2 separate regions of the Homo sapiens genome follow, and region 1 is linked to region 2. Evidence: read pairs that join two places in POLR2A ChIA-PET (ENCODE). Cell type or tissue: PC-9. All regions are shown on one strand. Each heading gives the region's core, and the rest is flanking DNA. Links, peaks and the distances in the headings are about the cores only. Region 1 has its middle 25 kb from the start of CD14. Region 2 overlaps ANKHD1-EIF4EBP3 (ANKHD1-EIF4EBP3 readthrough).

The links. ChIA-PET counts read pairs that join two places held together with the same protein. Peaks named below come from ENCODE experiments on the same cell type or tissue, not always from the same donor. Only the 100,000 strongest peaks of a DNase experiment are listed, where the experiment ranks them.
Region 1: POLR2A ChIA-PET joins it to region 2 with 10 read pairs; 2 of 35 experiments call an interaction of 5 or more read pairs at or near these places.

The regions. Positions count from the first base shown.
Region 1 is chr5:140,601,934-140,613,418 of GRCh38, reverse strand. It overlaps a transcript of TMCO6 not described here and the pseudogene RPL36P11. Among named protein-coding and RNA genes, the nearest start is that of CD14, 25 kb to the left of the region's middle. In PC-9, for the core only: no CTCF peak of the experiment used is centred there; no DNase peak of the experiment used is centred there; H3K27ac peaks cover 396 bases.
Region 2 is chr5:140,442,813-140,454,297 of GRCh38, reverse strand. ANKHD1-EIF4EBP3 (ANKHD1-EIF4EBP3 readthrough) reads right to left here. Exons shown (of 36, transcript NM_020690.6): 6 at 8,323-8,556; 7 at 4,993-5,087. ANKHD1 (ankyrin repeat and KH domain containing 1) reads right to left here. Exons shown (of 34, transcript NM_017747.3): 6 at 8,323-8,556; 7 at 4,993-5,087. Among named protein-coding and RNA genes, the nearest start is that of ANKHD1-EIF4EBP3, 47 kb to the right of the region's middle. In PC-9, for the core only: no CTCF peak of the experiment used is centred there; no DNase peak of the experiment used is centred there.

The sequences.
Region 1 (11,485 bases), core at 4,136-9,135, 160 kb before region 2:
CATTTTTTTTTTTTTTTTTTTTTTTTTTTTTTAGTCAGAGTCTCACTCTGTTGCCAGGCTGGAGTACAGTGGCACGATCTCGGCTCACTGCAACCTCTGCCTCTCAGGTTCAAACGATTTTCCTGCTTCAGCCTCCCAAGTAGCTGGGACTACAGGTGCATGCCACCACACTCAGCTAATTTTTGTATTTTTAGTAGAGACAGGGTTTCACCATGTTGGCCAGGATGCTCTCGAGCTCTTGACCTTGTGATTGGCCTGCCTCAGCCTCCCAAAGTGCTGGGATTACAGGCATGAGCCACCGTGCCCGGCCCCTCCTGGCATCATTTCTATCCTAACATCATGCATGATTTTCTTCACAGCATTTATCTCTATCAGAAATTGTCTTCTTTATTTGTATCTTTTTTGGGTTGAAAATTCCATGAGACCAGAGATTGTGTTGCTCTTGTTCAGTTTTGTATCTCCAGCCTCTGAAGCAGTGCCTGGTACATGGCAAATGTTCCATAAATCTTCACTGATTTGATTGATTGAAGAGTGGGCTGAGGACTAGACCAAAAGGAAAGTGAGGAAACAGTGAATAGTATTTTACTTCACTAAAGTCAAGTAAAAATATTTGCTGAACTGAGTTTGAAGACCATAAACTATGTGTCATGGTTCCAGTCTCAAGGATTGTGATCTTTTGTTTTCAACTTTGTCCAGCAGTGTGGGGACAGGATTCATTCAACCAAGGTCGGAGGTCGGGGTGCAGGGCATCCTCAGAGAGGCCCTAAGATTGGGCAAGTTGGCCTGGAGCGGTGGCTCACGCCTGTAATCCCAGCACTTTGGGAGGCCGAGGCGGGTGGATCACGAGGTCGCGAGATCGAGACCATCCTGGCTAACACGGTGAAACCCCGTCTCTACTAACAATACAAAAAATGAGCCGGGCGCCGTGGCGGGCGCCTATAGTCCCAGCTACTCGGGAGGCTGAGGCAGGAGAATGGCGTGAACCCGGGAGGCGGAGCTTGCAGTGAGCCGAGATAGCACCACTGCACTCCGGCCTGGGTGAAAGAGCGAGACTCCGTCTCAAAAAAAAAAAAAAAAAAAAAAAGATTGGGCAAGTTGTGTTAATAAAGCAAGGCTGAATAATGTGCCCTAAACAGGGAAGGAAGTGAGGCAAGGAGCGGGAAATGGACTGAGAGATGCAAGGGCTCCACTTCTACATGGCACTTTGTGGTCGGATGGTTGGTGTGATGTGACAGACTTTATGCTGAAACAGTGGAATGTTGTGGTTGTAGGACTTCCTTTTCTGATCTCAAATCAGTTTCCCTGTAAACTTCCTCTTTTGCTCCTGCTCTGTCATCTGGAATCAAAATGACATTAGTGTGTTTTTGTTGTTGTTCTACACTAAGTCAAGAGTTTTGCTCTCAAAAAAAACTTGCTCTCTCCCATCCAGTCTTCTTTTCTCCAACACAAACCCCACTTCTTCTAATGCTCAGAGCCCCTCATTTACCAGATCATGGGAGGCTCTTTATAAAACATTTAAAATCACATGTAATGGAAGACATTGAACACTGACTTGAATCTTTTAGGCTATCTAAAAATTGCTTATTCTTTTTTACATATGATATTGTGTATGATAGGTCTGATCTTGTGGTTAAGTTTAAGAAAGAATGGCTGCAAAGACATCACAAGGAAAGAAAACTACAGACCAATATGTCTTATGAGTATGGACACAAGAATCCTCAACAAAACACTAGCAAACCAAATCAAGCAACATATAAAAATAATTATGCACCATGACCAATTGGGATTTATGCCAGGAGTGCAATGATGGTTTTGACAGAGCAGGAGCACTGTCATCTTGGACAAACACTGCCACTTTAAGTTCCAGCTCCTTTTCTAACCTCATGCATTTCAAGGAAATCATTTCTATTCTAACAACAAGCAGCCACAAAGCGCAGACAGTAAAACACAGACAAGACAGCTCAGGCACAGAGGGAGAGGGGAAAATCTCCTGGGTAACCACCAAACTTCACACTCATACAATAGGCCCCAGTAAAACAGTGGGCCCTGATAAGCACATTCCTTTTCCTTTAGGTGCACTGAGATAGGGAAGCTAAAAGCAGACTGGGGGTGGCGGGAGTGATGGGAAGTATGCCTGTAGCTGCAGGAAGATGTATGGGAACAGACACAAAACTGTGCCTCCCAGATAAGCAAGACAAAGAGACACAGAAACATTCTGAGCCTATGATAAGCTCTCCTGCCCTGAACCCTTAAAAACTCTTAGTCTGGAAGAGAGAGTGGCTCTGACCTAACTTGGTTAGAAGCCCCTCTCAGGTTTATGCTCCAAAATAAACCTGTCTTTGTTGAGCTGCCTTTCATGTTTCTTTCCTCTTTAATTCTTACAGGTTTAACATCTGAAAATTAATGTAATACATCAGAAAAATAGAATTAGAAATAAAAAACCACGTGATTATTTAAATAAATGCAGAAGAAGCATTTGACAAAATTCAACACCTCTCACGAAAAAACACTCAACAAAAGGAAGGAAGGGAACTTTCTTGCATGGTAAAGGACATCTGCCAAAAAAAATCAGTTTATATCATACTTAATAGTAAAAGACTGCTTTTGCCTTAAGATCAGCAACAAAACAAGGATGTATTTTCTCACCACCTCTATTCAACATTGTACTAGAGGTTCTTGCCATGAAAATTAGTAAAAGAAATAAATGGCATCCAGGTTGAAAAGCAGGAAGTAAAATGATGTCAATTCACAGATTATATAATCACATATATTAAAAACTCCTAGTGATTCACTAAAATACATGAAAACTAATCAGCAAGTTCAGCAAGATTGCAAAATACAAAATCAATATACAAAAATCTATTGTATGTCAATACACTTAGAATGCACATTCTGAAAATTAAATTAAGTAAACAACTCTGAGCAGGTGTGGTAGCTCATGCCTGTAATCCCAGCACTTTGGTTGGCTGAGGCGGGAGAAGTGCTTCAGCCCTGAAGTTCATGACCAGCCTAGGCAACACAAGGAGACCATTGTTCCTACTAAAACTTTCTGTTTGTTTGTTTGAGACAGAGTCTTGTGCCGTCGCCAGGCTGGAGTGGAGTGGCATGATCTCAGCTCACTGCAACCTCCATCTCCTGGGTTCAAGCAATTCTCCTGCCTCAGCCTCCTGAGTAGCTGGGACTACAGGCACATGCTGCCACGCCTGGCTTTTTTTTTTTTTTTTTTTTTTTTAGTAGAAATGGGGTTTCACCATGTTGCCCAGGCTGGTCTCAAACTCCTGAGCTCAGGCAATCCGCCCACCTCAGCCTCCCAAAGTGCTAGGATTCTGGGCGTGAGCCACTGTGCCCAGACTGTTCCTACCAAAACTTAAAAAAAAAATTAGCCAGGCATGGTGGCTTGCACCTGTAGTCCCAGTTACTTGGGAGGCTGAGGTGGGAGGCTCACTTGAGCCCTGGGGCTTGAGGTTGCAGTGAGCTATGATAGTACCACTGCATTCCATCCTGGGTGACAGTGAGACTCTGTCTCAAAAAAAGAAAAAAGAAAAAAATTCCACTTGCAACAGCAGCAAAAAGAATAAAATGTTTAGGAACAAATATAACAAAAGAAGAGAAGAGCAGACTTACACTCTTAAAACTACAAAATGTTGTTGAAAGGAATTAAAGAAGATCTAAGTAAATGGAATAATATCCCATGCTCATAGATCTTATGATTGTCAAGATGACAATTCTCCCCTAATTCACCTACAGATTCAATGAAATTCTTTTTTTTTTGGTGTGTATGAGATATTGCATTATGATTAGAAATCATTTCCAGCACTTGCTTCTATGCCTGTTGCCCCATGCCCGAGGTAGGGGGCTTGGATCCAGGACAGGGTGTGGTCCTGCCCGGGGGTGGGTCCCAAACAGATGAACAGACTGGACCTCCCCTCCTTTCCAATGCCAGGGAGGCTGCTGAGGAGGACCACAAGTTCCATAATAAAATAAAGATTTTATTATGCTCACAGGGGAGGGTGGCTCATTCCTTGTGGGCAGCTGCTTTCCTCTTGGCGGCCAGGATGTTGCTCAGCTCCTCCTGCTTCCTGTTGGCACAGATGTGTGTCCCCACCCTTTTCTTGATGAACTTGAGGGCCCAGTTGTCCTTAGAAACCTCAAGCAACTCCATGGCATGCCGCTCGTTTGGGGCAAAGCCATACCCCTTTCAGGCCAGGTCTGCACAAACTCAGTGTTCTTGGTGAGGTGCCCATGGTGGTGGCGACTGAGCCTGGGCTTTCTCCTTACCCCATCATTACCTGGGCCCTTGCTGAGACCCCAGTCATGGGGTGGCACAGAGCCATGGCTACTCCTTTTCAATCTCAATGAAAGTCTTATAAGAATCCTAGCTGGTTTCTTTATAGAAATTGACAAGCTAATTGTAAAGTTTATATAGAAGTTCAATGGGTGCAGAATAGATAAAACAACCTTGTAAAAGAAGAGCAAAGTTGGAGGACTCACACTTCCTGATTTCAAAACATTATTGCAAAGCAACAGTAACTAAGACAGTGTGGTAGTAGCATAAGGATAAGCAGACAGATCAATGGAATAGAAGTGAGAGTTCAGAAATATACCCACATGTCTATGGGAAACTTATTTTGACAAGGTTGTCAAGAACATCCAGTAAGGAAACACTAGTTTCAACTAATGGCAAAGGGACACCTGGATATCCATATGCAGATGTATGAAGTTGGACCCTTACCTCAAATCATATACAAAAATTAATTCCACATTAATTGATTACCTAAATGTAAGAGCCAAAACCATAAAGCTCTTAGAAGAAAACACAGAAACTAATCTTTGTGGCCTTTGATTTAGCAGTGGATTATTAGATATGACTCCAAAAGCCTGAGCAACAAAATAAATAATAATAAACTGGAATTCAAAATTAAAAGCTTTTGTGCATCAAAAGGCATTACCAAATAAAGTGAAAAGACAACCTACAAAATGGGAGAAAATGTTGCAAATTATATACCTGGTAATGGTTTACTACCCAGAGTTTATATAGGATTCCTACAACTCGGCAACAAAAAGGCAAACAAATCAAGTAAAAATATGGGAAAAGGGCTTGAATAGCCATTTCTCCAAAGGCACACAAATGCCTGAAAGTCCATGAAAAGATGCTCAACATTATTATTCATTAGTAAAATACCAAAAACAAACAGGCAAATTAAAACCTGGGCAAAGAACTTGACTGAACATTGCCACAAAGAAATTATAATAAATGACTAACAAACATAAGAAAAGATGCTCAAAATCATTGGCCATTAAGGTAATGCAAACCAAAAACACAATGAGAGGCTGGGCGCAGTGGCTCACGCATGTAATCCCAGCACTTGGAGAGGCCGAGGCGGGCAGATCATTTCAGGTCAGGATTTCGAGACCAGCCTGGCCAACATAGAGAAACCCTGTCTTTACCAAAAATACAAAAATTAGCCAGGCCTGGTGGTGAGTGCCTGTAATCCCAGCTACTTGGGAGGCTGAGGCAGGAGAATCACTTCAACCTGGGAAGCGGAGGTTGCAGTGAACCGAGATTGCGCCATTGCACTCCAGCCTGGGCAACAGAGAGAGACCCTGTCTCAGAAAAAAAAAAAAAAGAAAATAGAAAAGCCACAATGAGATACCACTTCACACTCACTAGTATAGCACTAATCAACAACAATAAAAAAAATTGGAAACAAGTGTTGGCAAGAAGGTGGAGAAGAAGGAACCCTCATAAATTTTCGGTGGGAATGTGATATGGTACAGCCACTGTGGAAAATAATTTAGCAGTTTGTCAAAAAGTTAAATATATAATTAATTTTACCATATAATCCAATAATTGTACTCCTCATTATATACCCAAAAGAATTGGAAAGGCATATCCAAACAAAATTTTGTACCAAAATGTTCATATCAACACTATACACTATAGCTAAAACATGGAAATGATTCAAGTGTCCACTAGTGGATAAATGAATACATAAAATGTGGTATACACAGACAACGGAATATTATTTAGCCACAGAAAGTAATGACGTCTGATACATGTTACAACATAGATAAACCTTGACAACATTATGCTAAGTGAAATAAGCCAGACACAAAAAGGCAAATATTGTATGATTCCACTTATGCTGAGTATCTATAATAGGTAAGCTTAGTCAGATGGTAAGTAGATTAAAGGTTAATGGGTTCTAGAGGGAGAGGAGACAGGGAGTTATTGCATAATGGGTACAGAGTTTCTGTTTAGGATGATGAAAAGCATTGTAAATAGTAGCAATGGTTGCACAATATTGTGAATGCAATTAATACCACTGTATTTATTATACACTTAAAAATGGCCAAAATAGCAAATTTTATTTTAAACAGTAGTCTATAAGGTTTTTTCCATTATTATTATTATTATTTTTTTTTTTTACTTTTTAAACTATTTTGTTAAAAACTAAGACACAAACCACACACATTAGCCCGGGCCTACACAGAGTCAAGCTCATCAACATCGTTGTATTCCACCCCCACATCTTGTCCCACTGGAAGGTCTTCAGGGGCAATTAATAAGCATGGAGCTGTCATCTTCAGCCTCCCGAGTAGCTGGGACTACAGGCGCATGCCACCATGCCCAGTTAATTTCTTTTGTATTTTAGTAGAGACAGGGTTTCACCGTGTTGCCCAGGTTGGTCTCGAACTCCTGAGCTTGGGCAATCTGCCTGCCTCGGCCTCCCAAAGTGCTAGGATTACAGGCGTGAGCCACCACACCCAGCTGGGCAATAGAGATTTTTCTGCTCCATTATAATCTAATGGGACCACCCTTGTTTATACTGTTCAAGTTTGACCAAAACATTATTATGTGGTGCATGACTATGTATATATTGCCAGAATTAAAATTAAAAATTAGAGCATAGATAAACAAAATAAGGAATGGAAAAAATAGAAAATCGGTAAAACCAAGAGTTGGTTCTTTTAAAAGATCAACAAAATTGACAAACCTTTAGTCTGAGAAAAAAAAGAAAGTACAAATAACTAAAATCAGAAATGAAAGTACCAGCCTGGGCAACATAGACAGACCCCATCTCTACAATTTTTTTGTTTATTTAGCCAGGCCTGGTGGCACACATCTGTGGTCCTAACTACTTGGGAGGCTAAGGCAGGAGGAGTGCTTGAGCCCAGGAGTTCAAGGCCGCACACCACTGCACTCCAGCCTGGGTGACAGAATGAGACCCTGGAAAAAAAAAAAAGAGGAAAGAAAGAGAGAGGGAGGAAGGAAGGAAGGAAGGGGAAAAGGAAAAGGAAAGGAAAGGGAAGGAAAAGAAGGGGGGGAAGGGGGAGGGAGGGAGGGAAGGAAGAAGGAAGGTTAATTAAAGTGGAACATTACTACTGACCTTACAGAAATTAAAACGATTGAAAGAAAATATTTTGAACACGATATGCCAACAAATTAGGTAATCTAGATGAAATGGACAAATTCCTAGGACACACTTATTGCCAAAACTGCCTCAACAACATATTTATAACAAGAGATTGAATCAGTAACCAAAAATCTCACAACAAAAAAAAGTTCAAGACCAGATAGCTTCACTGGTGAATTCTACCAAATATTAAAAAGACTTAATGCCAATCTTACTTAAACTCTTTCAAAAAACAGAAAAGGAGGAAACATCTTCTTTCTTTGTGTGTGTGTGTGTGTGTGTGTGTGTGTGTGTGTGTGTGTGTGTGTTTTGTTTTTTTTTGAGACAGAGTCTCGCTCTGTAACCCAGGCTGGAGTGCAACGACGAGATCTCAGCTCACTGCAACCTCTGCCTCCTGGATGCAAGCGATTCTCCTGCCTCAGCCTCCCAAGTAGCTGGGATTACAGGCACCCACCACCATGCCCAGCTAATTTTTGTATTTTTAGTAGAAATGGGGTTTCACTGTGTTGGTCAGGCTGGTCTCGAACTCCTGACCTCAGGTGATGCACCCGCCTCAGCCTCCCAAAGCACTAGGATTACAGGCGTGAACCACCACACCTGGCCTAAAGATGCCACTTTTACCACTTATATTTACTACCGTACCAGAAGTTTTAGCCAGAGAAACTAGGCAAGAAAAATAAATAAATAAAGGCATCCAATTTGGAAAGGAAGAAGTAAAATTGTATTTGCATATGATATGATTCTATAAATAGAAAGTCTCATAGAATTCACAAAAAAACTATTGGGGATAATAAATTAAGCAGTTTCAGACTACAAGATCAACACACAAAAATTAGTTGTTTCTATGCAATAGCAATTTAAAATCCAGAAAGGAAATTAAGAGAATAATTTCATTTACATGTTTTCAAAAAGAATAAAATTCCTTGGAATACAATTACCAAAGAGGTTAAAACCTTATAAAATGAAAACTAGAAAACATTGCTGAAATAAATTAAAGAAGACCTAAATAAATGGAAAGACATCCCTTCAATGTTTATGCATTGGAAGACTTAATATTGACACAGAACAACTGTATAGGATTAGAGCCTGGAAATAACCCAAACATCTATAACCAACTGATTTTTGATAATGAAGCCAAGATTATTCAATGGAAAAAAGAAATCTCTTCAAAAATAATGCTGAGAAAACTGGGTAGCTAATATGCAAAAAAAAAAAAAAAAGAGAAATGACACTAGACCATTACCTCTCTCCATATACAAAAATTAACTCAAAATAGATTAACAACTTAAATAACAGAACTAAAGCTATGAAACTGTTAGAAGAAAACCTAGGGATTAATCTTCATGACCTCTGATTTGGCAATGAATTCTTAGATGTGACACCAAAAGCATGAGCAACAAAAAAAAGTGATAAATTGGACTTCATAGAGATTAAAAACTTTGGTGCATCAAAGGACACTATCAAGAAAGTGAAAAGACAGCCTTTGAATAGGAGAAAATTATGAAAATTATATATCTGATAAGGGTCTAGTATGCAGTATATATAAAGAACTTTTACAACTCAACAACAACAAAGACAATCCAATTTTATTTTTTATTTATTTTTTTGAGACAGAATCTCACTGTGTTGCCCAGTCTGGAGTGCAGTGGGATGATCACAGCTCACTGCAGCCTCTACCTCCTGGGCTCAAGCAATTCTCCTGCCTCAGCCTCCTGAGTGCTGTTACTACAGGAGCACACTACCACACCCAGCTAATTGTTTTGATTTTTAGTAGAGACAAGGTGTAGCTATGTTGCCCAGGCTGGTCTCAATCCAGTTTTTAATAAGGCAAGCAACTTGAATGGCTATTTCTCCACATAGGCTATACAAATGGCTAACAAGCATATGAAAAGATGTTCAACATCATTGATCATAAAGGGAACGCAAATTAAAGGCACAATGAGATATCACTACACACTCACCATACTGCTATAATGATAAATTTTTTAAATAAAATAACAAGTGTTGGTGAGGATGTGGAAAAACAGGAACTCTCATACCTTGCTATTGGGAAAGTAAAATGGTGCAGCTACTCTGGAAACAGCTAGCAGTTCCTCAAAAAGTTAAACATATAATTACCATATGACCCATCAATTCTACTCCTTAGTATATACTCAAGAGAAATGAAAACATATATCTACACAGAAACTTGCACACAAATGTTTATAGCAGCAGTATTCATAATAACCGAATGGTGAAAATAACCCAAATGCTCATCAACAGATGATGGATAAATAAATTGTGATATGAACATTTAATGGAATATTATACAGCAAAAAAAAACCCCAAATATTGATACATGCCACAACTTGGATGAACTTTAAACTAATGCTAAGTAAAAGAAGTCAGACACTGGCCAGGCACAGTGGCTCACACTTGTGATCCCAGCACTTTCGGAGGCCGAGGCGGGCAGATCACCTGAGGTCAGGAGTTTGAGACCAACCTGGCCAACATGGTGTAATCCTGTTTCTACTAAAAATACAAAAATTAGCTGAGTGTGGTGACGAGCACCTGTAATCTCAGCTACTTGGAAGGCTGAGGCAGGAAAAGCGCTTGAACCTGGGAGGTGCAGGTTGCAGTGAGCCAAGATCACGTCACTGCACTCCAGCCTGGGCAATGGAGTGAAACTCTGCTTCAAAAATAAAATAAAATAAAATAAAATAATAAAATAAAATAAGCCAAACACTGAAAGTCACATGTTGTTATTGTTTGCCTTCTTTTATATAATATATCCAGAATAGGCAAATTCATAAAGACAGAAAACTGCTTAGTGGTCACCTGGGGAGGGGAGAGAGAGGAATGGGAAGTGATTACTTAATGGGTATGGCATGTGTTTTGGGCATGATGGAAAAGTTTTGAAACTAGAAAGAAGTGATGGTTGCACAACAGTGCGAATACACTAAATACCACTGAATCATACACTTTTTTTTTTTTGAGACAGAATTTCACTCTTGTTTCCCAGGCTGGAGTGCAGCGGCACTATCTCGGCTCACCCTGGCTAATTTTTGTATTATTAGTAGAGACGGGGTTTCACCATGTGGCCAGGCTAGTCTCAAACTCCTGACCTCAGGTGATCCGCCCACCTTGGCCTCCCAAAGTGCTGGGATTACAGGCGTGAGCCACCACGCATGGCCATTTTTCTTTTCTTTTTTCCTTTCCTTTTTTTTTGTGTGTGTGTGTTTGTGTGTGTGTGTGAGAGAGACAGAGTTTTGCTCTATGGCCAAGGCTGGAGTGCAGTGGCATGATGTTGGCTCACCGTAACCTCCACCTCCCAGGTTCAAGCGATTCTCCTGCCTCAGCCTCCCAAGTAGCTGGGATTATAGGTGTGTGCCACCACGCCTGGCTAATTTTTTGTATTTTTGTAGAGATGGGGTTTGGCTATGTTGGTTAGGCTGGTCTCAAACTCCTGACCTCAAGTGATCCACGTGCCTCAGCCTCTGAAAAGTGCTGGGATTACAGGTGTGAGCCACCACTCCCAGCCACACTTTAAAATGACTAATTATATGTAACATGAATTTCACCTCAATTAAGAAATTCAAAAAGACGAAATGAAACTGTAAACAGTTACAAACTGCTCTAAGTACTATAAGTGGGATGTGTAGGGCGGTGTTGAGGCCTAGCAAATGCCTGGCTCTGACTGGACAGCAGTGAGGTCATCACAGAGGTGACACTGGAGCTGGGTTTTGAGGGAGATGTAGGAATTCGGGAGATTGCAAGTGTAGGAAGTGAGAGAAAAGAGGTTCTTTTTTAAAAAGGAAGAGAAGGAACCATGCAGAGGGAACAGAATAGGCAAAGCCTTGGAGGTGTGAGTAAGCAATTCTCATACTGAGTACTAGAAAAGTTGGAGACCTAGTGTATATGGAGAATAGAAATAGTAGGAAAGGAAGGCAGAAGCCACATGATGAGGGGTTTGGCAGTCCATGTTGATGCCTTTGGACAAGGAATTAAGCAGGATTTATTTCTTGGGGGAACAGCATGGGCAACATCTTGTTGCCTAAATTAAACTTTCTATATGTTGACCATATTTT
Region 2 (11,485 bases), core at 3,290-8,289:
TCTGTCTAATGTTGACAGTGGGGTGTTAAAGTCTCCCATTATTATTGTGTGGGAGTCTAAGTCTCTTTGTAGGTCTCTAAGGACTTGCTTTATGAATCTGGGTGCTCCTGTATTGGGTGCATATATATTTAAGATAGTTAGCTCTTCTTGTTGAATTGATCCCTTTACCATTATGTAATGGCCTTGTCTCTTTTGATCTTTGTTGGTTTAAAGTCTGTTTTTATCAGAGACTAGGATTGCAACCCCTGCCTTTTTCTGTTTTCCATTTGCTTGGTAGGTCTTACTCCATCCCTTTATTTTGAACCTATGTGTGTCTCTGCACGTGAGATGTGTCTCCTGAATACAGCACACTGATGGGTCTTGACTCTTTATCCAATTTGCCAGTCTGTGTCTTTTAATTGGAGCATTTAGCCCATTTACATTTAAGGTTAATATTGTTATGTGTGAATTTGATCCTGTCATTTTGACGTTAGCTGGTTATTTTGCTTGTTAGTTGATGCAGTTTCTTCCTAGCCTTGATGGTCTTTACAATTTGGCATGATTTTGCAGTGGCTGGTACCAGTTGTTCCTTTCCATGTTTAGTGCTTCCTTCAGGAGCTCTTTTAGGGCAGGCCTGGTGGTGACAAAATCTCTCAGCATTTGCTTGTCTGTAAAGGATTTTATTTCCCCTTCACTTATGAAGCTTAGTTTGGCTGGATATGAAATTCTGGGTTGAAAATTCTTTTCTTTAAGAATGTTGAATATTGGGCCCCATTCTCTTCTGGCTTGTAGAGTTTCTGCCAAGAGATCCGCTGTTAGTCTGATGGGTTTCCCTTTGTGGGTAACCCGACCTCTCTCACTGGCTGCCCTTAACATTTTTTCCTTCATTTCAACGTTGGTGAATCTGACAATTATGTGTCCTGGAGCTGCTCTTCTCAAGGAGTATCTTTGTGGCATTCTCTGTATTTCCTGAATTTGAATGTTGGCCTGCCTTGCTAGGTTGGGGAGGTTCTCCTGGATAACATCCTGCAGAGTGTATTCCAACTTGGTTCCATTCTCCCCGTCACTTTCAGGTACACCAATCAGACGTAGATTTGGTCTTTTCACATAGTCCCATATTTCTTGGAGGCTTTGCTCATTTCTTTTTACCCTTTTTTCTCCAAACTTCTCGCTTCATTTCATTCATTTGATCTTCAATCACTGATACCCTTTCTTCCAGTTGATCGAATCGGCTACTGAGGCTTGTGCATTCATCACATAGTTCTTGTGCCATGGTCTTCAGCTCCATCAGGTCATTTAAGGACTTCTCTACACTGGTTATTCTAGTTAGCCATTTGTCTAATCTTTTTTCAAGGTTTTTAGCTTCTTTGTGTTGGGTTCGAACTTCCTCCTTTAGCTCAGAGAAGTTTGATTGTCTGAAGCCTTCTTCTCTCAATTCGTTAAAGTCATTCTCCATCCAGCTTTGTTCCGTTGCTGGTGAGGAGCTGCGTTCCTTTGGAGGGGGAGAGTTGCTCTGATTTTTAGAATTTTCAGTTTTTCTCCTCTGTTTTTTCCCCATCTTTGTGGTTTTATCTACCTTTGGTCTTTGATGATGGTGACGTACAGATGGGGTTTTGGTGTGGATGTCCTTTCTGTTTGTTAGTTTTCCTTCTAACAGTCAGGACCCTCAGCTGCAGGTCTGCTGGAGTTTTCTGGAGGTCCACTCTAGACCGTTTGCCTGGGTATCAGCAGCGGAGGCAGCAGAACAGTGAATATTGCTGAATAGCAAATGTTCCTGCCTGATCGTTCCTCTGGAAGCTTCGTCTCAGAGGGATACCCGGCCGTGTGAGGTGTCAGTCTGCCCCTACTGGGTGGTACCTCCCAGTTAGGCTACTCAGGGGTCAGGGACCCACATGAGGAGGCAGTCTGTCCATTCTCAGATCTCAAACTCCGTGCTTGGAGAACAACTACTCTCTTCAAAGCTGTCAGACAGGGACATTTAAGTCTGCAGAGGTTTCTGCTGCCTTTTGTTCAGCTATGCCCTGCCCCCAGAGGTGGAGTCTACAGAGACAGGTAGGCCTCCTTGAGCAGCAGTGGGCTCCACCCAGTTTGAGCTTCCTAGCCGCTTTGTTTACCTACTTAAGCCTCAGCAATGGTGGGTGCCCCTCCCCCAGCCTGGCTGCCGCCTTGCAGTTTGATCTCAGACTGCTGTGTTAGCAATGAGGGAGGCTCCGTGGGTGTGGGACCCTTTGAGCCACGCGCGGGATATAATCTCCTGGTGTGCCGTATGCTCAGTTGGAAATGCAGAAATCACCCGTCTCATGCGTCGCTCATGCTGGGAGCTGTAGACTGGAGCTGTTCCTATTTGGCCATCTTGGAAACTGCTCTTTATGTAGGTCTTAATGCTTGTTGTGACACATAAGGTCAGAGGCTATATTGTACTGTATTTCAAAAATGACCATAATGTTGCAAATGAAAAATAAATACTGAGTAGAAAAATAAGGTTTAGTAGTTATTTAATTAAAGAAATAAGGCTGGGCACAGTGGCTCACAGCTGTAACCCCAGCACTTTGGGAAGTTGAGGCAGACAGATAGCTTGAGCCCAGATGTTTGAGACCACCCTGGGGAAAGGGTGAAACCATGTTCCTACAAAAAATACAAAAATTAGCCAAGCATAGTGGTGTGCGCCTGTAGTCCCAGCTACTTGGGAGGCTGAGGGCAGAGGGACTGCTTCAGCATAGGAGGCAGAGGTTGCAGTGAGCCAAGATCACGCCACTGCACCCAGCCTGAATGATAGAGACCCTGTCTCAAAAACAAAAAAGAATTAAATAAAGAAACCTTAGTTGTTAAATTTCAATACCCATCAAGACTTTTATTATACTTAACTGACTAGCCCAGCCTTAATCACTTTTGATATATGCCAAAAACAGATGACTTCACATTAAAATTTCAGTTTTACTAATACTTCAAATACATGTAAAATAAAATATTTTAACCAAATTACTGTACTGAGTCATCTGGTAGTTGAAATGCATTTCTAATTGAAAAGAAAATAAGGATTTATAAATGTCAACAGATCAAGGAACTGCTATTGTGCCTATCTCCTCTAGGCTCTCAATACATTGTTTTACTTGAATTTACTTGAATTTTTGAAGTTTTTTGTTTTGTTTTGTTTTGTTTTGTTTTTTGAGACAGAGTCTCACTCTGTCACCCAGGCTGGAGTGCAGTGGTGTGATCTCAGCTCACTGCAACCTCCACCTCCCAGGTTCAAGTGATTCTTGTGTCTTAGCCTCCCAAGTAGCTGGGATTACAGGTGCACACTACCACGCCTGGCTAATTTTTGTATTTTAGTAGAGATGGGGTTTCACCATGTTGGCCAGGCTGGTCTTGAAGTCCTGGCCTCAAGTGATCCACCCGCCTCAGCCTCTCAAAGTGCTAGGATTACAGGCATGAGCCACCACGCCCAGCCAAATTCTTGAATATTTTTTTGATAGATTCTGCTAACATATCTTGCATACATATATTAAGAGGGGAATTCCAACAAAATAATAATAATAAATAAATAAATAAATAAATCTTTTCTTAAAGCCTAGGCAACATAGTGAGATGCTGTCTCTACAAAAAATTTAAAAGTTAGCTAGGCATGGTAACGTGCCCCTCTAGTCTCAGGTACTCAGGAAGCTGAGGCGAGAGGACTGCTTGAGTACAGGAGGTACAGGCTGTAATGAGCCATGACAGTGCCACTGCACTCTACCCTGGGCAACAGAGTGAGAGTCTGTCTTCAAAATAAAGAGAGAGAGAGAGAGAGACCAATAGAAAAACCACCCAATCAACCCATAGAATCATATGATATATGAGATAGTATAAGATACAGGTGGGAGGCTTGGGAAGCTGAGGCACGAGAATCACTTGAACCTACTTGGGAGGCTGATGCACGAGAATCACTTGAACCTGGGAGGTAGGCTGCAGTGAGCTAAGATCACACCACTGCACTCCAGCCTGGGCAACAGAGCAAGACTCTGTCTCAAAAAAAAAAAAAAAATAGATAGAGGTAATATGTGGCTGCTACATTAAGCCATTATGTTTTGAGTGATTCGCTAAACAGCAATAGTCAACAAAATACAAATTAACATGTGTAATGATGAGCTTATTTAATCACATCTGAAAAAATGCGTTTGCACTTCCAGGTAATTTTCTTGCCATTAAATCTGTCTTAAATACTTATCAGAATGCTTTGAGTTTCTTTGTATTTGCACTCTCTTTTAGATATGCATATACGCATGATATATATGTGCTTACAGAAGTAGAAAAAGGATTTCTGGATTGACAGCATTAAAGGTGATTATTCTCTGTGACACAGAGAATTGTATATTAAAAGTATGATTCTACATTATCCTTTAAAAAAACAGTTAAATGTTTTATAGGCTATCCATACAGTTTGAGTCAATATATTTTGAGGTCAATTTGCTATTTAAGATTTTAATATGAAACTGTAAAAACACTAGAACTATGTCTACTATCTCCAGAATTAGAGTTTTATCAATAATATCCCTAAGGCCAAATACTTTGACTGTTCTATTCCAAAAGCAGATGCATTCAAGCATCAACTTTGTTTAATTTAGCATTAAGAAATTATATAAACCCAACACCAATTAATAACTCTTTTTTTTTTTTTTTTGAGACCGAGTCTCGCTCTATCGCCCAGGCTGGAGTGCAGTTGCGCAATCTCTGCTCACTGCAACCTCCATCTCCCGGGTTCAAGCGATTCTCCTGCCTCAGCCTCCCGAGTAGCTGGGACTACAGGCACCCGCCCCATACCCAGCTAATTTTTGTAGTTTTAGTAGAGACAGGGTTTCACCATACTGGCCAGGCTGGTCTCGAACTCCTGACCATGTGATCCGCCCGACTTGGCCTCTCAAAGTGCTGGGATTACAGGCGTGAGCCACCGCACTGGCAATTAATCACTCTTAAAGGCTTAAACACATACGACCTTTTCTTCCCATAAAATCTCAAGTGAGTGTAATTTAAAATTACCATGCAGGCCTCCATTAAGGCAGTGTGCATCTCATCTGTTTTGTGCTCTTGATCTGCACCAGCTTCAAGTAGAAAGCGAACCATATCCAAATGGCCTTGAAAAAAGGAACAAAAATTTTAAAAGAATTCACTATCAGTTTAATATTTAAATATTGAGGTATGGAATCTTTTTCTTCAGATGTCTATACAAGAATTTGATAACTTATTTTGCATTCAATAAATAAATCAGTAACAGTTTTACAAAGCCCATTCAAAGCAATATACAGGCTTTTTTCAAGGTCTTATTATCTAGGCTTTAAAGACTGAATTAGTCCAAGGCACATAATTCAAGTTAAGTAAAGCAATAATGCTTTTACCTTGGTTGAAAATACATAAATTATTTATCTAATCAAAACACTGAGATCAAATAGAAAGCCAAGTAAAGTATCTTGGCATCATATATTCCAGAAAAACAGCTTTAAAATAACCATAAACCCACTGTGGCAATAAGCAGGCACAGAAAACTCCATTTAAAATAATTCCAATCCTCTTGATACAGTGAATATATAAAAAGCCTTGATAGTCAATAAGAAAATGACAAACACTCCAGAAGAATGGGTGACAGATATGAAATGATAATTCAACAAAGAAATGCAAGTGAATATTAAACTGATGAAAACAATATTAAACCTTCCTATTAAAGAAATGCAAATTAAAACAAGACACCATGTTTTTACTATCAAAAATAGCAAATATTAAAAAGAATGATAAAACCCAGTATTGGTGAGGGTGTAGGGTGGGGCAAAGGGCACTCTCAAACATTGTTGGTGGGAGTATAAATTGGTTGAACCTTTCTAGAAGGCAATTTGGCAATATGTAGCAAAACCCTTAAAAATGTCCATACCCTTTGACCCAGCAATTCCACTTCCAGGAATTTATCCTAAGGAAATAATCAGAGGTTATGCAAAAATGTCTGCACAAGGATGTGATCAGTGTTTTTAATAATAGTGAAAACCTGGGAAGAATTTAAGTGTCCAACAATAGGCAATTATGGTACATCTATTTGATGTATTTGGCAGAGACTGCTAGTTCCCTATCTAATATCCACTCTCTTATTCTTTCTCACTTTAAGAGACGAGGTCTCTGTTGGCCAGGCTATAGTCCAGTGGCATGATCATAGCTCACTGCAGCCTCAAACTCCAAGGCTCAAGGGATCCGTCCACCTCAGCTGCCCGAGTAGCTAGGACTGATCTAGGCCTCAAGAGATCCTCCTGCCTCAGCCTCCCAAAATGCTGGGATTATAGGTGTGAGTTACTGCACCCAGCATTCTTTAATTCCTTTTTAATAATAGAACTCCAGTTTCATCTGGGCAGCAACATACCTGACTAGAAGACTATGTTTCTCTGCCCCTCTTGCAGTTATGTGTAGCCAATGAGATGTAAGTGGTAGTTATAAGGCCGCACACCTAGGAAGACTCTTTAAAGGGAGCTTACTAAATTGAGAGGCACTCCTTATATTGCCCTTAACGTCTTTCCTAGAATGTGAACTGCTGGGGTCCTAGCTATCATCTTGGTTTTAGGTTTATTGTAACCTTGTGGATACAAACCACATACTAGGATAGCAGAGCAGAAAAATAGAATTATGAGCTCTTGATGACAATGGAACTGCCATACTAGCCCTAAACGGCTTACCTTTGAATTTCTCTCTTGCTCAAATCGTTAATTTAGATTTTGTGACATATGCAACCAATTTTAATCCTAAATGAAATAGTGAAATAGTATATAATCATCAAAAGTTACATTGTAAGAATATTTATTGAGGCCAGGCATGGTGGCTTACACCTGTAATCCTAACACTTTGGGAGTCTGAAGTAGGAAGATCACTTGAGGCCTGGAGGTTGAGAGCCACCTGGGCAACATAGTGAGACCCCCATCTCTACAAAAAAATAAAAATAAAATTAGCTGGGTATGGTGGTGTGAGTCTGTAATCCTAGCTATTCAGGAGGCTGAGGCAGGAGGATAGCTTGAACCCAGGAGTTTGAGGCTGCAGTGAGCTATGACAGTGCCACTGCACTCCGTCCTGGGTGATAGAGCAAAACCCTGTCTCTAAAAATAATAAAAAATAGGCCAGGCACGGTGGTTCATGCCTGTAACCCCAGCACTTTAGGAGGCCAAGGCAGGTGGATCATTTGAGGTCAGGAGACCAGACTGACTAATATGATGAAACCCTGTCTCTACTAAAAATACAAAAATTAGCCAGACATGTGGCATGCACCTGTAATACCAGCTACTAGGGAGGCTGAGACAGGAGAATCACTTGAACCCGGGAGGCGGAAGTTGCAGTGAGCCAAGATCACACCATTGCACTCCAGCCTGGGCAACAAGAGTGAAACTCCGTCTCAAAAAAACAATGATAATAAATGAAAAATAAAAAATAAAGAATATTTATTGAGATGAAAAATGTCCATGATACACTGCTAAGTAAAATAAGTAGATTATAAAACTGTTAGAGTATAACTATTTTGTTTAAAATATATATATGTTTGTATATAAACATACTTAAAAACAAACTGGAAATGTATACACTAAAATATTGTATACATGCTTTTTTATCTTTAGATGGTAGCATTACATGTCATTTTAAAATTTCTTTTCTTTAGCTGGGTGTGCTGGCTCACGCCTGTAATCCCAGCACTTTGGGAGGCTTGGGAGGCTGAGGCAGGAGGATCACTTGAGGTCAGGAGTTCAAGACCAGCCTGGCCAACATAGTGAAACCCTATCTCTACTAAAAATACAAAAATTAGCCAGGCATGGTGGTGCATGCCTGTAGTCCCAGCTACTTGGGAGGCTGAGGTACGAGAATCACTTGAGCCCAGGAGGCAGAGGTTGCAGTGGGCTGAGTTCGCGCCACTGCACTCCAGCCTGGGTGACAGAGCGACATTCTGTCTCAAAAACAAAAAATTTCTTTTCTTTGTGTTACTCTGTGTTTTTCAGGTTTTCAGTATTGTGTGTATTATTACTTTGGCATGTACTATTTTTTAAATAAACATTGGAAAAATCATATAAAACAAAAGTTATTAAATAATGGAAACCCTCTAAATCTAAGCTAAGTAGTTGGGTTAACTTCACAGTTAACCCAATAAATCTGAATTAAAATAATAAACATATACTAGAAAACTATATTACAGGCAATATAGACTAAAATAGACTTTCTATATAATTTCTTATAAACTAGATAATTTTATAGCACAGGGAAAACATAAGCAATATAAAGTAAACTCAAATACTCAATACTCAAATAATCAAAGTGGTTACGAAAAACATTATAAATATTCATACATGTATTAAGTACCTTTGTAGCAAGCAAGTGTTAGAGCACTTTCTTTGAATTCATTAGAATGAGTGTTGATGCCTGCACCATGATCTAAAAGAACTCTTGCAACTTCCACATGACCTGCACTGGCTGCTTCCATTAAGGGAGTATGTCCATTTTCATTATGATCTTCTATATTTGCACCTTCATTAAGGAGCACTTTAACAATGTCAACAAATCCTCCAGCACATGCATAAGTTAGCGCAGTGTTTCCTAAAAAGAAGAAGAAGAAATATAATACATGAGCAGAATATATATTTAAAAAATAAAAATAAATAAAAGATTTAAAAAGAAATATACAATCATGACAGAACAGATACAATTATGATTATGCTAATGCTCTAGGTATACCTCTTCAATTCCCTTACACAAATCACTACAACTATTATCTCAACTTTTTTTCGTTATCATTGGTTAGAAGCATCACCTTAATTTTCTTTTCTTTTTCTTTGAGACAGAGTGTCATTCTGTTGCCCAGGCTGGAGTGCAATGGCACGATCTTGGCTCACTACCACCTCCGCTTCCCAGCTTTAAGTGATCCTCCTGCCTCGGCCTCCTGAGTAGCTGGGATTACAGGTGCCCACCACCATGCCCCACTAATTTTGTATTTTTAGGAGAGACAGGGTTTCACCATGTTGGCAGGCTGGTCTCAAACTCCTGACGTCAGGTAATCCACCCGCCTCGGCCTCCCAAAGTGCTGGGATTACAGGCGTAATCTGACAATTATGCCAATTATACCAATTATGCCAATTATACCACGCCCGGCCAATTTTCCTACTAATTAAGAGATTTTCTGGCCAGGTGCGATGGCTCACACCTGTAATCCCAGCACTTTGGGAGGCCAAGGTGGGAGGATTGCTTGAACCCAGGGAGTTTGAGACCAAGGAGTTTGAGACCAGCCTGAACAACACAGTATCTCTACTAAAAAAAAACTGAGCCAGGAATGGTGGCATACCCCTGTAGTCCCTGCTCCTCTAGAGGCAAGAGGTGGGAGGATCACTTCAGCCCAATACAAAAGACTTTCTGGAAAGCCCAATACAAAAGACTATATGTTATAAAGATCTGAACAATATAAAAAGGCCAGAAAAGCAAATCTATAGAGACAGAAAGTAGAGTAACAGTTGTCTGAATAACTGAGGGGACTCCAAATGGGCATAGAGATCTTTCTGTGGTGATGGGAATATTCTACAATTAGATTGTACAACTCTATAAATTTACTAAAAATCATTATTGTATACTTAAATCAAGTGAATTTTATGGTATATGAATTATATCTCAATAAAACTGGGATTTTTTGTTTGTTTTTTTAAAAAGCAGCAGCAGCTACATTTGGACTGGGCCTCAAAAGTTAAGTAGGATTCCTAAAGGCAGAAAAGGACATCTGGCATCAAACAAAATGCATTAAGTAAAGGCAGGTGACCACATCCCCTCACAGAGCTGCAATACAGAGCTATGGTTTATGATCCCTGGTCTCTCCTGAGACTGACTGCTTTGGAGTACAGAAGGAAGACTTCTAGGAACCTGTATTTTTAACAAGCTCTCTTAAGTGATTCTGACATGCAGGCAGTAGGTGCAACTTACTGAACAAAATGAACGAATTAATTAAAATACGAACTTGACTAGAAATTATTGGTGAGAAGATGATGCAATTTCCTTCTGGAAATCTCTATTTTCCCAATGAAGTATGAGTTAAGGAAATCAGTGGAAGCGAGGAGGGGTATCTGTGGGGTTTGAGAAGAATGTCTGAAATGGCCACATGGAGAGTGTACGGAGGAGCCCATCAAAGAGCATGTGCTTACTGCATGGTATATAATAATCCCTTCCTTCTACATAGTGTATCTATTTCAGCTAAAAAAAAAAAAAAGGGGGGGGGGGACTTCATCTCAACCAAGCCCTTTTCTCTCTCAAAATGTTCACCTACTTTTTAAAAATAAAGGTACTGAGAACAACATGGTGGTTTTCAAACTGTCTTCCAAAGAACTTTAGAATCCCCGCTTCCAAGAAGTTCCTCAGCACAGAAGAAGATGGGGAGACCTAGGTTCCAGAAATTAAAGCCCCCAACTATCTCTACTTTAGATCAACTCCTCTTTTATCTGTGTAATATTATATCTGTGCTTCCATATACTGTTTGGCTTAAAGTTAGAGTTATTTGACAGAAAACAACCTTAAAAACCACTGAATTTGATGATCACCAAGAATCCTCAAGGGGAAATTTAAAACTTCCTTGTTGGCAGTACCCTCTTTTTTGAGTATTTTTCTTTTTTTTTTTTTTTTATAGACGGAGTCTCGCTCTGTCGCCCAGGCGACACGATCTCGGCTCACTGCAAGCTCCGCCTCCTGGGTTCATGCCATTCTCCTGCCTCAGCCTCCCGAGTAGCTGGGACTACAGGCGCCTGCCACCATGCCTAGCTAATTTTTTTGCATTTTTAGTAGAGACGGGGTTTCACCGTGTTAGCCAGGATAGTCTCGATCTCCTGACCTCGTGATCCTCCCACCTCAGCCTCCCAAAGTGCTGGGATTACAGGCGTGAGCCACCACGCCCGGCCTTTTTTTTGGGTATTTTTCAAAGGAGTGTGTATATAGCATAATGCTGTTAACCAGAACAAAGCAATTGATTTTATCATCTTAATTTAACAACTTTTGCTATAGTTCACAACCAATTAATGCCCTCTGCCCCTAAAATTTGTGGTATATCAATTCAAGGAAATATTACACAACCTTTAAAAAAGTTTGTTAAGAAGTTAATAAAATAGGCCTGGAGCGATGGCTCACGCCTATAATCCCAGCACTTTGGGAGGCCGAGGTGGGTGGATCACAAGGTCGAGATCGAGACCATCCTGGCTAACACGGTGAAACCCCGTCTCTACTAAAAATACAAAAAATTAGCCAGGCGTGGTGGCGGGCACCTGTAGTCCCAGCTACTAGGGAGGCTGAGGCAGGAGAATGGCGTGAACCTGGAAGGCAGAGCTTGCAGTGAGCTGAGATCGCACCACTGCACTCCAGTCTGGGCAACAGTGCGAGACTCCATCTCAAAAAAAAAACAAAAAAAAAGTTAATAAAATAGAAAATAAGTGAAGTCAAACAAAATTGCACATAGGGTATAATTTCAACTACATAATTTTATACATCAAAAATACTGGAA